Linked DNA regions of Homo sapiens: region 2 is linked to region 1. A link is a contact called in ENCODE Hi-C data. All regions are on one chromosome and are shown on one strand. Each heading gives the region's core, a stretch centred on a gene start or an enhancer-like site at or near the end of the contact. The rest is flanking DNA. Distances are from core to core; before and after follow the strand shown.

Region 1 (4,069 bases), core at 1,206-3,705:
CCAAACACTTCATGGATGGGGAAGGGGAGCAGCTAGGGTCTGTTACACAATGTGGGCTGGGGGCCCTAAGGCCTTCAAGTACAGAAACCCCATCTCATCCATCTTTATGTCCCCCACCTGTGGTGCTCAGTGCTATAGGAAAGTTAAAAACACAACATTCTGACTGAGGCCAGGTGCTGCAGAGTTTGGACGCTGTACTAAAGAGGGAGAACCAAGTATGGGCTTCACTCCGGAAGGAAAGGGAACCTGGGAAAATTTTGGGATATGGGAAAAATAAGCCCTTGGCAGTTGTAGGCAGGATACACAGAGGGGAAAACACAGGATTGAAACTGCAGGGTAACTGACTTACTGGGGCATCTCAGTGAGAGGCTATGAGCAGCCAACACAGGGTGAGGCGGGGACAGAGAGGAGAGGCCTGACCTCTGCAGCACTGCGGGGACAGATGGGGTGAATAGAAGAGGTGAAGACCCCTGAGGTATTGAAGGTGGGGGACTAGGAGGGTGGGGCAGAGACAGAGAAATAAATGAGTTATGAGTTGGTTCTGGACATACTAAATTTAAGGTATCTGAGACCTCCAGGAAGCTGTAGAAAATGCCATTCTAGAGCTAGGAAGAGAGGTGGGGCGAGGGATGTAGGCTGGAGAGTGATTAGCTAAAGCTGGGATGCTGTGGGAGAAGAGGGGAGATGAGCCCCCAGGACAGAAGCCTTCTGTGAACAGAAGCCACAGGCTCAGCAATTCAAGCCTGAAGCTGTCTGTCAGTGCAGCTCTTTTCTTCCTCCTGGCCCTGAAATCAAGTGCTCCTGATTCGTGGCACTTTATCTCATCCTCTTGTCTCTGGAAAATATGCCAGGCTAGGTCTGGATCCCCACCCCATGCTCTTTGAGGTAGACTAAACCATGAAGAAGAAGAAACCAAGGACCTGCAGGACAGGTCTCAGTTCCCCACCCAGGGAGCTCCCAAAGCCAGAAGATACACAGGTGTGGGGTACCTGGTAAGTGAAGAGCAGAAGAGAAGAGAATCGAGGTCCCCAAGCTAGGACCCCTTCAAGCTCCTAGGCTGGGAGTTGGATCCAAAGCCTGATCTGACAGTGTGCAATAAGACCTGGGATTCAAGGTTTGATACTGGCATAAAATCTTTCTTCTTTTCTCCCTAAACTGCTTGGGTGGGTGGATATTATGTGTCCCAAACTGTAAGTGAAATTGCTTTATAGGGAAAAGCTGATTCTGGATAAACTATCTAAACCTGTGAAGACAGAAGGAGGGCAGGAGGGGAGGAACCAGAACAGAGAGTGAGGGATGGCCTGGACTAAGCGGCGTGTGAACAAGGATGTCTTGGGTGAGTTCCAGGTGGTCCTGGAGGAGGTCGTCTCTCTGACCCCTCCCTAGGGGAAGTCCTTATGGTTTAGAGAACTTGGCAGCCAATATCTAGAATCCCTACCAGGCCCATGAGAAACTAGTAAAAAGGGTCTGTTCCCATGCAAAGAGGCAAGGGACTCTCAGCAGGGAAGATAAGGACACTCACATGACAAGGGTGTTTGTTGAGAAGGACAGGATGAAGTACCTGAGTCTGATGATTGAAATGACTTGGCCATAACCTCTTAGTGGCTTGAGCTGGATGGGAAGGGAGGACTTCATTTACAGTTAGTGCTGTGTGTCTTCCCTTACATCATGTGCCATCAAGATCTCAAAGGGCCTTGAAATAAGAGTTCAGCTTGTGGTGATGAGACTAGCAGAGAAAGCTCTGAGCAGGACCCAGGGGGCCTGACTCCTTGAATCTGTCTCTACTGAGCTGTGTGACTGGGGGCAAATCCTCTTCCCTCTCTAGACTTCAGTTTCCAGCCTAGGAACCTCTTAGGAATCTGTGACACATTCTCTTCTTGCATTCCAATTGGGGTAAGCAGTCAATTACCAAATATTTCCTAAACAGGTGGTTCCTAGATTGCAGCATATATGAGAATCACCTGGGAAAAGTATTAGAAAAGCAGAATCCAGGGTCCCATCTCCAAAGATTCAGGAGCCAGTAGCTCTGGAGTAGGGCCCCTGAAACTCCATTCTCAAAGAGTAGTTCTGGTGCAGGTGGTTGAGGCCACCTTGATGCAACACTGAAGGTTTCAGATGCTACAGAGAAACCAGAGAAGTGCTGAGTGAGGAAAAGCACCCGTCCTCAAGAGATTTCCAGTTTAGATGGGGGAGACAGGACCCAATCCCAAGAACAGAATATCCTCAGTGACAGATGAGAGAGAGGTACAAGGTCAAAGAAACAGGTCATGTCCTTTACCAAGCAGTTATGAGCAGAGCTTCCCAGGTGCCTGGCGCAGAAACGGTGGCAGGAGGCATGTGTGGCAGAGACAGCTAAATGCTCACCACAACCTGCTTCCTTTTCTACCAGGGCTCACAGCTGTACTTCACTTCCCAACCTCCCCTGTGGTTAGGTGTGGCCACGTGACTGAGTTCCAGCCAATGGCCCGTGGTTGCAAGAAACACCCACCATTTCCGGGTCTGGCCCACAAGCTTCCCATGTGTTATCCTGATCCCCACCTGCCAATCTAACTTTTTTAAGTAAAGGGGGAAATAAACCTCTGATTATATTCAATGACTGAAAAGCAGGGGTTGTTTCAAGTTAGTCCATCCTGATTGTACAGGATGCAAGAGAGAAGATGCAGCAATTCAACCCAAGCAGTATTTGGTCAATACTGGCTTTTTTTTTTTGAGACAGAGACTCGTTCTGTCGCCCAGGCTGGAGTGCAGTGGCACGATCTTGGCTTACTGCAAGCTCCGCCTCCCGGGTTCACACCATTCTCCTGCCTCAGCCTCCCAAGTAGTTAGCCTGCCACCACGCCTGGCTAATTTTTTCTATTTTTCAGTAGAGATGGGGTTTCACCAGGTTAGCCAGGATGGTCTGGATCTCCTGACCTCGTGATCCGCCCGTCTCGGCCTCCCAAAGTGCTGGGATTACAGGCATGAGCCACCACGCCCGGCCAATACTGGCTTTTGTAACCAAGTACTTGATGTTGTTGGACCTGAAGGAGATGCGAGTTCTGATCTTATAGGACGGACAATACTGGGAAGGGCCAGAGGAGGCAGCGGGCAGTGAATCCCACGAGTGTGGAGTTCGGACGGCATCTCTAAATGAGGCTATCTGGAGGCTGTGCCAGTCTGAAATCTCTTCTGGGACTAGTCTTGGGCCATGTAAGCCTTTGAGACAGCACATAAAAAACAGTCAAATGGGCCAGTGGTTCCAAAGATTCTAGTTTTATTTTTATTGCTGAAATTTGGAGCTAACTTATTTTTAGTAATCTTTTCTTTTCTCTCATGCCGAGGTGGTGAGGGGCAGGTGCCATGCCTGAGGCCTGGGTGTGCCTGCTGCTAGCAGAGAGATGGGGACCTCCCCAACTGTCCCAGGGCTGTGGGGTTGGCTAGTGCCCCTGGAGTACCACAGGGATCCTGTCCAGGGAGGAGCTGACTGGCCAGGCAGGAGGAGATGGAACAATTACAGGCAGGGAACAGGGAGCAGTGTAGGATCTGACCTCCAGGACCCTCTTCCTCTTGCATCTTCCTTGAAGAAAAAGAATTCAATGGTGTCACTGTAGACCCAAGAAAGCCTAGGCAGATGGGGGCATGGGAGTGTGTTTTCTATGTACTTAAGTATAATATTTAACTATAGGCCGGGTGCGGTGGCTCACTCCTGTAATCCCAGCACCTTGGGAGGCCGAGGTAGGGGTTCACCTGAGGTCAGGAGTTCAAGACCTGGCCAACATTGTGAAACCCTGTCTCTACTCAAAAAAAAAAACACAAAACTTAGCTGGGTGTGGTGGTGGGTGCCTGTAATCTCAGCTACTCAGGAGGCTGAGGCAGGAGAATTGCTTGAACCTGGGAGGCAGAGGTTGCAGTGAGCCGAGATCGCGTCATTGTACTCCAGCCTGGGCAACAAGAGCAAAACTCCATCTCAAAAAAAAAAAAAAAAAAAGAAAAAGAAAAATATTTAACTGTAGATATAGTCAACCTTCTGTTCTTTGTATCCACAGAGAAAAACACACATGAGGAGGAGTCTCCAGTGGGAAGATAGAGG
Region 2 (4,086 bases), core at 104-2,603, 390 kb before region 1:
AGAGAACTCGTGACCTTGGTTCAGGGCCTTTTTCACTTCACCATTGCTGAGCATTGTACCAAAGCAAAACTCACTGTCAAAAATCAAGGATACCACAGTCGTCCCTCGAGACTATTTTCCTGTTCGCTTTCTCAATGACCTGCCCCAAATAATCCTGTAACGGAGATAGGACAGACATCATGGATCCTATTCAACCAATGAGGGAGCAGGCTCTGCAAGGTGTGTACTTCAGCAAAGGCCACTCGGAGCAGCCCACCTCCACAGCTATGTTCTGGATCGCCGTGCCCCTTGCTTGGATTTATGATCTAGGTATCTGGTCAGGTCCTTTCCTGTGTAAAGCTCTAAAGGCTCACTTCTTTCTCTCTCTCTCTCTTAGGCTTGTGCATGGAAGGTTTCATGATCATTCCCAGGAATTGGTTCTCATTTGTGGCAGGGATGGGCCCAGCACCCAGACTGTTTCTAATGCTAGATTCTCAGGATGTGAAAAGGTGTTCTGAGGAAAAGGAGGTTTGGTAGATTAATGAAGTTTTGGAAATGCTGGGAAACCACAAACATTCTTCTATGCAGGATCTTTTGGAGCCTTTGCTATATGGAGGTGTATTGTGAAACACCCTGGGTTTTCACACCTCGGGATGGGGACATAATGTGTGTTTCCCAGATGTGTTGGATTATTGTGTTTGATTGAAGCAGTCCCAAGGGGCTGGAGTTCCTCACATCACTGTTTGGGGAAGCCTGATGCACTAAACCCGGGGTTGGCCAACTCTTCAGTAAAGGGCCACATGGTAAACATTTTAGGCTTTGCAGGCCATACAGTCTCTATGGCAACTACTCAGTTCTGCCGTTGCAGCACAAAAGCAGCCAGGCAATCGAGAAACAAATGACCGCAGCTGTGTTCCAACAAAACTTTATTTCCCAAAACAGGAGGGAGGCTGGATTTGGCCCTTGAGCCAGAATCTGCCAGTCCCTGGACTAAGCCATGAAATTGTACAGGACTCTTTTGTTCCCACTCGGATCTGGAGATCAGATCCTATTCTTCCTCAAGGGCTTCCCTGACCACCTTTCTCCAGGACCTCTCCTTCCTCCAAACGGCTCTAATACTTTCATTGTGGAATTCAGCAGCTAGAATGTTCTGTCTGACTACCCCATCTTGGGGGAAGAAGGGGAGGGAGGAGACAACCAGCCCAGCAAGAGTGTTGGCCACGTGGCTAGAGCCAGGAGCGTTTCTAGCAGGGAGGCCGTTATAGGGAAAGTTAAGCTCCACCAGAGGTGGAGCTGGTAAGAGTTCAAAAGGCCAGGGCAGGGCCAGATTAGAGTCCCAGGGCCAAGAGTTTGGAGGGGGCAGAGATAAGATCTGAGTAAGAACTTTCAGGGAGAGAAGCGGGGAAGCCCCAAGTGTTCACAGCTCTCCTTTATGGGCTAACTGATCCATGGAGTAGTCAGGAGGGTTGATTTAAAGGGCCAGAGGCCAAACTGGCAGAGGAGGCCACCTCCACCACTTGGTATTGTCAGTGCTGTTGTTTTTCATCTTATACCTCCGGCTAGCATGATGCCTATACCACTGAGATGAGGGGCAGGCAAACATCTATCCCTAGGCCAGAATCAGGGAAGCCTCCCTGGGGATTTCTAACTTAGGATTAGAATCTAATCGAGGATGCAGGGAGACCATTGATTTTCACAAGATCAAGCAGATTCTCAGGTTCGGGTGCATTTCTGCAGTTCACTTTACACTGTTACTTACTAACGCTGCTACTGCTTGTTAACGTGTTTCTGCACAGCAGGCACTATCCTAGGTGTTTTCACATTGTGTATCACAGTTACGGTAACATTTCTGTAAGGTAGGTGTGATCATTCCCATTTCATAGATGGGAAATCTGAGGACCAGAGAAGTTAAGTTACACTACTCAGGAAAGGGCACACTGGGACTTCATGCAAAGCACCTCACCTCCACAGCTGCATTCTCGATCTTTGTGTCCCCTGCCTTCCCCCTTGCTTGGATGTATAGTCTGAGTATCTGGTCAGGTCCCTTCCTGTGTAAAGCTCTAAAGGTTTGCTTCTTTCTTTCTTTCTCTCTCTCTCTCTCTCTCTCTCCCTCTCTCTGTCTTTCTCTCTCTCTTTTTCTTAGGCTCGTGCATGGAAGGTTTCATAATCATTTCCAGGAATTGGTTCTCTTTAGTCACCTAACTAGTTTATTACAACCCTGGCCTAATGAGGCATTAAAAAAAAAAGTTCAGAGAGCCGGAACTAGAGCTAAAAATTCAGGCACCAGCCCTGAGGTCCTTGCTGACATATGTATAAAAGGAGCTCAGATCTTTATTTGTGGGGATGTCCATCTGTCTCAGCTTACTCGGGGCAAATGCATGACTCTAAGCCAACTTTTGAGAGCTCTCTGCTAATACGTTGGAGGTTTCTTCCTCTCCTCCAATAGCCCACTGTGGTCTGAGACATAAAAAATCAGTTTAATAACAGCCTCAGTCAGGCCCTAGGGGAAGATACCTCCACAGAGAGACCCATAACGCACTGCAGCCAAGTAGACACAGGTTATTTGATTGTGCTCACCTGGTACAGATATCCCAGAGCTGAAAGCATGACTAATGTGGAATGGAGAATGGAGATTCTACTCAGAAAGAAACAAACCCTGCATTCAGGGTCCAGCACCACCAAGCTCTTCATTTTTCATACAGTGACACAGCTTGGTTTACAGGTGCTGGCCTTCCCGGGCCAGCCTGCTCCCTTCACTGTCAGCAGTATGATGAGCTGTCATCCTACTGCCTACTCTCTAAGGGGCCAGCTGAAACCCATGTGGGCAGCAGAGAAGCGGCAGCCTTAGGAGAGAACCCCATGCTGCACCTCTACAGGCATGTGGTGATCACCAGTGCCAATGCCCCTGGCCTGCAGACCACTGTTTGCCTCCTGGATGCATTGCATCAAAGACATTGATTGAAGCCAGGCACCGTGGCTCATGCCTGTAAACCCAGCACTGTGGGAGCGTGAGGCAGGAGGATCACTTGATGCCAGGCGCTTGAGACCAGCCTGGGCAACATAGTGAGACCTCATCTCTACAAACAACAACAACAAAAAGACACACATTTACTGAGTAGGATCTGAACTCTTCTATGTTCTGCCTCTGCCACCTCTGGCCTTGTTCCCACTGCTCACTTACTTGCTACCTCTATCCAGATCTACCAGTTCTGCTGTGAGCATAGAGGGTCAAACAAAGGCTACTTCTTTCCCTGAGTGGCAAACTTCTGGCTTCCTAACCTTGAGTACTTTAGAGAAGAGGAAGAAAGCTAGGACTACTGTGTCCAAAGGTGTTTTCAGAATGCTCTAATTTGTCTGAAGATACTGTGTTTCATTTCAGACAAGAGTTCAAGAAAAAGAATTCAGACTGTGGCTTCTTTAGGGCCTGGCATGGGAAGATCAGACTGATTAGCAAATGCAACTAATCTAAACATTTTATGGGGCCAGCACTTTCCTTCCCTACCTCTGCCAGTGGAGTACAGACAACTACAAATTAATTACAATATACATCACCAAAAAGAAACATACTCCCATTCTAGAGATGGGAACATTGAGGCTCAGATGAACACAGGCTGCAGGGGATTACAGGGGCTATTTTTCCAATCGCTGCCTGTCAGGCAAGCCTTGGGCCGAGAGCCAGGCTCAGACCAGGAACAAGGAAACAGCAAGTCTTCAGCAGGACCCCAGTGGCTTATGAGAGGGGCTGGGCCCAGTCACCTGACACTCCACCTATTGACTTTGGATGTCTACTCCAAAAATCTTCCTCCTTCCGCTTCTCCCTAGCCAGGGTGTGGAGGTAACAGCACATAGGACAATGGTTGGGTAACCTCAAAAAAGGTTTGCTCATATGTCCCTGCCTCTCAGAAACAGAGAATCAAAGCTCTTTGGAGTGTAGAGACTAGACCCAAAGAAGAATTGAGAGAGCTTTTGGACCATGGCTGACTTTCCATTTCCAGGGCCTTTTTCTTTCTTTTTTTTTTTTTAAATATTTTTTTTATTTATTTATTTTTGAGACAGACTCTCGCTCCCTCGTCCAGGCTGGAGTGCAGTGGCACAATCTTGGCTCAC

Evidence for each region. A loop is a pair of places that touch in the nucleus more often than their neighbours do. Pooled maps may share reads with other maps.
Region 2: a loop to region 1 is called in a pooled map, with 2.1 times the contacts of the local background. The contact joins two enhancer-like sites. A Hi-C loop is called at or near these places in 2 of 50 pooled maps.

Annotation. Positions count from the first base shown.
Region 1 is chr1:206,561,562-206,565,630 of GRCh38, reverse strand. The region is part of intron 2 of RASSF5 (Ras association domain family member 5); the gene reads right to left. It overlaps LOC124904494 (a long non-coding RNA gene), which reads right to left. Exons shown (of 2, transcript XR_007066831.1): 2 at 3,237-4,069. Among named protein-coding and RNA genes, the nearest start is that of EIF2D, 49 kb to the left of the region's middle. Within about 2 kb of position 2,455, at least 9 of the 41 ENCODE cell types and tissues checked have a DNase peak (open chromatin) inside an H3K27ac peak, as active enhancers do.
Region 2 is chr1:206,952,923-206,957,008 of GRCh38, reverse strand. No RefSeq gene overlaps it. Among named protein-coding and RNA genes, the nearest start is that of PIGR, 8.5 kb to the right of the region's middle. Within about 2 kb of position 1,353, at least 7 of the 41 ENCODE cell types and tissues checked have a DNase peak (open chromatin) inside an H3K27ac peak, as active enhancers do.